2 separate regions of the Homo sapiens genome follow, and region 1 is linked to region 2. A link is a contact called in ENCODE Hi-C or POLR2A ChIA-PET data. All regions are on one chromosome and are shown on one strand. Each heading gives the region's core, a stretch centred on a gene start or an enhancer-like site at or near the end of the contact. The rest is flanking DNA. Distances are from core to core; before and after follow the strand shown.

Region 1 (3,156 bases), core at 161-2,660, 40 kb before region 2:
GGCGGGTGGATCACCTGAGGTCAGGAGTTTGAGACCAGCCTGGCCAACAAGGTGAAACCCCGTCGCTACTAAAACTACAAAAATTTGCTGGGTGTGGTGGCGCACGCCTGTTATTCCAGCTACTCGGGAGCATGGGACAGGAGAATCGCTTGAACCTGGGAGGCAGAGGTTGCAGTGAGCCAAGATCGCGCCACTGCACTCCAGCCTGGGTGACAGGGTGCGATTCTGTCTCGGGGAAAAAAAAAAAAAGATGCCACTATCTAAGGACTTGGAAACTGGGAGATTTCAACCCTCTCCAAAGATGCACTTTTGCATATAACCTAGAGGAGGTAGGGACAGCAGGGGCGCGGAGCCCAGCAGATCCACCCTAGGTCAGGGCACCTCTTGGGCTGTCTCCTCCTAGGGCTCTGCTGTCCATCCGCCCCTCGGTATGGCTTTGGCTTTCTCTGGTACTGTCTTTGTCACCCGCCACTGATGCCCGAGGGCTCCCTCGTGCCCCCTCATCTCTCAGTCTGAGACGTCATTGCTCCCTCTCAGTTGCACTCCCCACTTCTGGGGTTCCCTCCTGGGGCTGCGCAGGCCCTCTCTGAGTCAGAGCTGCCCTCCCTCCTTCCTCTCTGGGCTCTTCCTGCTTCCCATGCTTCCCATCGCCCTCTCATTTCCCCTCTCATCTCTCAGTCCTTGTCTCTCCCCCTTCTAGGCCCCATCTCTGTCTGTCGCTCTTCGCCTCTCTCACTCTCCCTATCTTTCTCTTCCCATCCCTCCCTGTTTCCCCACCTCCCTCTCTCCCCCATCTGTCTTTGTCTCTTTGTCTCTGTCTCTCCATCTCTGTCTCTGTGTCTCCTTGTCTCCCTAGCTCTCTCCTTGTCTCTCTATCTCTGTCTCCTCATCTCTGCCATTGTCTCTCTGTCTCTCCATCTCTATCTCCCCATCTCTGCCTTTGTCTCTCTGTCTCTCTATCTCTGTCTCCCTATCTCTGCCTTTGTCTCTGTCTCTGTCTCTCCATCTCTGTCTCTCTCCCCATCTTTGCCTTTGTCTGTCTGTCTCTGTCTCTCTATCTCTGTCTCTCTTTTTCTGTCTCTCTACGTCTGTCTCTGTGTCTCCTTGTCTCCCTCTCTCTGTCTCTGTCTATCTCTGTCCCCCCATCTCTGTCTCTTCAGTTGTCTCCCCGTCCATTCTCTCCCCTATCCCCTCTCAGGGCTGCCTCCTTAGCAGGAGTTCCCCAGCCACTGGTCAGCGGCAGGACATGCGCTGCCACTGAGGCGCCAGACCACGAGGTGACGGAGAACTGGGCCTTTGGGCGGCGGACTGAAGGGGAGTCTGCCCGGCAGCCAGTGACGTCATGCAAGGCTGCGCACTCTGATTGGCTGTCCCTTCTGCGCGGGAGCGAATGCTCCCGTTGGTTGGTGGAGTTCAGGTGCTCCCTGGGGAGTCAGTGCGATGCCCCATCAGATTGTTATGGTTCCTCCGTCAGTCTGACATCTCTCCTGTCACCCTGACCCTTCTTATGTCAAGCTAACCCATTTTTGTCCCTTCTTCTTCCACATGGTGCTGAAGTGTCTTTTGTCAGCTTGCAAATCTGACGAGGCGTCTGTCACTCTGCACCCTCCTCTGTCGGGGACACCCCTCCCCCTCACTCTAACCAGTTCCCTGCCACTCTAAGCCCTCTCCCGTCACCCTGACCCCTTGCCTGTAACCCTGACCCCTCCCCGTCACACTGACACCCCCCCATCACCCTCACCCCTTACCTGTAATGCTTGTAACCCTGACCCCTCCCCATCACCCTGACCCCTCCCCACACCCTGACCCCTCCCCATCACCCTGACCCCTCCCCATCATCTTGACCCCTCCCCATCACCCTGACCCCTCCCCATCACCCTGACCCCTCCCCATCACCCTGACCCCTCCCCACACCCTGACCCCTCCCCACACCCTGACCCCTCCCCATCACCCTGACCCCTCCCCATCATCTTGACCCCTCCCCACACCCTGACCCCTCCCCACACCCTGACCCCTCCCCATCACCCTGACCCCTCCCCACACCCTGACCCCTCCCCATCATCCTGACCCCTCCCCACACCCTGACCCCTCCCCATCATCTTGACCCCTCCCCATCACCCTGACCCCTCCCCATCACCCTGACCTTTCCCCATCACCCTGACCCCTCCGTTTTCCCTTTGACTCCTCCACTGTCTCTCTTTTACCTCTTCTCTCACCCTGACCCCCACCCTGTCACCCTCACCCTTCCCCATCACTCTGACTCCTACTCTGTCACCTGACCCCTTCTCTGTCACATTGACCTCTCCACTGTCCCCCTGACCCTTCCCTGTCATCCTGACCTCTCCCCCATCACCCTGGTCCCTTCCCTGTCACTCTGACCCTTCCACTGTCACATCAACCCCTCCACTGTCACTCGGATCCCTGCCTCATCACCTTCACCCTCACCTGTCACCTGACCCTCGCCTCTCCCTCTGGCCCCCACCACCTGCCCCCGTGCCCCATGCAGGTGTTTCCCTTGCCTTCCTCCCCTCCTCCCAGCTGTCCTCTCCTGCCTGGACTCTGTTCTTGCTGTCCTCTCCAGCCCTGCCCCTCAGCAGTCCCCGTGTGCTTCCTGACTGGTCACACCCCCTTCTCCTGGCTCTTCGTACCCCTCCCATTTTATCTCAGGGTTTTTGAGCCACTCTGACCTCTTTTCTCCGATGCATCTTGAATCTCCTCCTTACTCGCTGGCTGGTCTAGGATAAGGACCTTTTCTCTCTGATCCACGGCCTCTTTCATTATCATCCAAATGGGTATAATCCACCCTAACTCACAGGTGTGAGGATCCAGTGAGGACACATACGAAAAATAGCAGGTAAAATGGCTCACACAAGAGTGTCTCCTTCCACTTGCCACTTCTCTACTGCCTTTATCTTTTGCAAGGTTCTGCTCTCTGATACCACACAGCTGCAGGACGGGACAGAAAGCCAAGCAGAGTATTGGTCTGTGGCTGAAGGAGGTGGGGGAGGGGGTCAGAAAAACATTCAGCAAAGTGGAGAAGGATTGAGCAGGCTGAGAAGCGCTTAGAGAAGAGCAGCATGGCAGGAAATCCGTCAAAGCAGGGATGCCTTCAGGCGACACCTCCTGAAGCCTGCTTGGAGCTGGCCCTGTGCTGTT
Region 2 (2,875 bases), core at 217-2,716:
TTAGCCGGGCACGGTGGCAGGCGCCTGTAGTCCCAGCTACTCAGGAGGCTGAGGCAGGAGAATGGAGTGAACCCGGGAGGCGGAGCTTTCAGTGAGCCCAGATCGCGCCACTACACTCCAGCCTGGGCGACAGAGCAAGACTCTGTCTCACAAAAAAAAAAAAAAAAAAAAAAAAAAATTCCTGGGCTCCAGCAATCCTCCCACCTCAGCCTCCTGCGTAGGTGGGACTACAGGTGCACGCCACCACACCCACTAGTTTGGTTTTGTTTTGGTTTTTTGGTTTTTTTGTTTTGTAGAGATGGAGTCTCCTACGTTGTCCAGGATAGTCTCAAACTCCTGGCTTCAAGGGATCCTCCCACTTCAGCCTCCCAAAGTGTTGGGATTTACAGGTGTCAGCCCAGCCTTTGATTTTTACCTAGAGGTTGTATTTATTTGGATGTCACTGATTGAGAGCACTGAGGGGGCCTCCGAGCCACCTCTCCAGGCTATGTAGATCTAGATCAAGCTTGTCCAACCCATGGCCTGAGGCCCGCATGCAGCACAGGACAGCTTTGAATGCGGCACAACACAAATTTGTAAACTTTCTTAAAACATTATGAGATTTTTTTGTGATTTTTTTTTTCTCATCAGCTATTGTTACTGTTAGTGTATTTTATGTGTAGCCCAAGACAACAATGCAGTCCAGGGAAGCCAAAAGATTGGACACCCCTGATCTAGACCTTACCCAAGGGATTTAACCTCCATGGGCCTCAGTTGTCTCCTCTGTGAAATGGGAATGTCATAATTGCACCCAAGTGAAAATTAAATGAGAAAACGCTTTCAAAGCACTTAGCACTTCACCACTTATAGGAAATGACAATTGCCATTAACTGCTATTAATATACCAGAAACTGTTACTCACTACTTTTGAGAAATATTCATTAAGTACCTAGTTGGTACCAATGTTTTGTCTACACTGACCGGTTTTTCAAACTGTGGATCCCTTAGGAAATAAGTTTATGGTGTGTATTTTGCTGATGAGGAAACGGGGCCTCAGAGCAAGAGGCGCACACAGGCAGGAGTTGGCCCAGGTGGGATTCAAACCCAGGTCCCTGCTAGTACCTCTATCCTGGCTGTGGCACTGTACCTTTGAGTCTCAGCTTCCGCTCCTACCACCGGCCTTCAGAGCGGCTCAGGTTGGAGGGCCTGAAGTCCTGGGTTCCTGGGAAGAGGGGCCTGGGGTCCCCGGACTTCTACCTCTGTGAGATAGCGGGGCGGAGAACTGGGCCCCCGGACCCTGGAGAAGCAGCACGTCGTGATCCTAGATCTCTGGGTCCCCAGTGTGGAAACCCACTGGGTCTCTGCTGCCTTAGTCCCGGGCAATCTCCCTGCTTCCTTGCTGAGGCCAAGTGATTTCGGCTTTCTTGCCGCGGGTTCGGAGTGGGGGAAGGAGGGGGTGCAGGGGGAGGAGCCGCGGACCTGCGACAGTGGCGAGGGGAGGAGCCGAGCCGGCACCGCGGCTGGCGCGCGGGGCTGCGGCGGCGGCGGCGGCGGCAGCGGCGGCAGCGGCGGCTCCGGGTGAGTCCGCTCCTCCCCCTCCTCCTGCCACAGCCCCAGCCCCAGTCAAATCCCTGGGGTCGGCCCCGGCGCATGGGGGCGGGGTAGATGCAGAGGCGCGTGGATCTCGGGCCGGGGAGTGGGAGCGCTGCAGCGCTCTCTGGCCACCCCGGGGGAGGGGCACGTGGCCCTGGAAGGGGGTCCCGAAACACCTGGGTGTATCCCACCCCTCGCCCACCGATCCCCAGCGCGGGGGGATCGTTTCCTCATTCCGTGGCCCCTAAGGACTTAGGGCTCCGTGGCTTTTCGAAGTCCCGGACATCGTTCCCCTCCCCTGAAGCGTCTTGGGACCCCAGCATCTTAACCCCCCAAAACCTTAAAAAAAAAAAAAAAATCCCATCCTCTCTGCAGCCCGGAGGCATTAAGGACTTCAACTCCCAGCAGATCCTGCAGCGCCGGGTCTATGAAGCCGCAGCAGCGCGAGCGCGAGACCTGCCGGGAATTGTAGTCTCTAAGCCCTCAACGGGAGCTGGGGGCCCGGAGGTGGGAGGGGGTGGCCGGGCTCCCAGTGGGTCGCCTGGGGTCGGGCAGCTGGCTCGAGTAGGGCAAGATGTGACTGTTAAGCTGAGCTTTTTCTCCCGGCCTCAGCCCCTAGATCAGACATTCTCTCTCATTACCCGGCGCGTGGGAACGGGTCCACAGCCCCTTGTCCGCCCTAGAACCCCCATGGGCTGCCGCCCGCCGCCGCCTCGGCTGCCACCCAGGACACGGCAGAGATAAGCGCAGGTGAGTGTGGCCATGCCTGTCTTGGAGTCCTGGCCTTCTGCAGCACCCCCACGACACCTGTCCATCTGTGAGCCCTGGTCTGTCTGTTCCTAATTCCCCTGCATCCCCTTCAACCCATCTTGATGCCTGGCTCCGAGCCATGTGTCACTAATTCCCCCTCTCCCCACATCCACCTCTCCTTCCTAGCCTCCTCTCATTTATGTGCTCATTGAACCTTCCCTTATGAACCCATGTCTGTCTGCCCAGCCCTCCTGTCTCCTTTTGTCTATCTGCGATCTCTAGCCATCATCTGCTGTCCTTGCCCACCCATCCATCCTCCCGTTCGACCGTTTCTCTTTCAAAGATATTTCTGCCCACACTCCTGCCTGCCCCTCTTCACCGTCTCTCGTCCTCTCGTCTCTCAAGCCCCCGTGAATTAATTACATCTCGGTTCATTCCTTGTCACTGTCCATCCCAAGTCTCAATCCTTGACTTTCCTTCTGCCTGCCTGTTCACCTCTCCATCTCTTCGGAGCCTCAGTCTGCCCTTCACATTATCTCTGTCTCCCCTCCCT

The links. Hi-C counts contacts between places; a loop is a spot of excess contacts on that map. ChIA-PET counts read pairs that join two places held with the same protein, here RNA polymerase II (POLR2A). Pooled maps may share reads with other maps.
Region 1: a map of B cell shows a loop between it and region 2 (16-fold over the local background). The contact joins the enhancer-like site here to the promoter of SYT3 in region 2. A Hi-C loop is called at or near these places in 2 of 168 maps with a recorded cell type or tissue (B cell and breast epithelium) and 3 of 50 pooled maps. POLR2A ChIA-PET finds 5 or more read pairs at or near these places in 3 of 52 experiments (H1, K562 and WTC11).

What each region holds. Positions count from the first base shown.
Region 1 is chr19:50,677,750-50,680,905 of GRCh38, reverse strand. The region is part of intron 21 of SHANK1 (SH3 and multiple ankyrin repeat domains 1); the gene reads left to right. Among named protein-coding and RNA genes, the nearest start is that of C19orf81, 30 kb to the right of the region's middle. Within about 2 kb of position 1,410, at least 4 of the 41 ENCODE cell types and tissues checked have a DNase peak (open chromatin) inside an H3K27ac peak, as active enhancers do; they include B cell, where a contact is called at or near this core.
Region 2 is chr19:50,638,472-50,641,346 of GRCh38, reverse strand. It overlaps SYT3 (synaptotagmin 3), which reads left to right and starts at 1,466. Exons shown (of 11, transcript NM_001160329.2): 1 at 1,466-1,557; 2 at 2,185-2,322. RefSeq lists an enhancer at 1,861-2,155.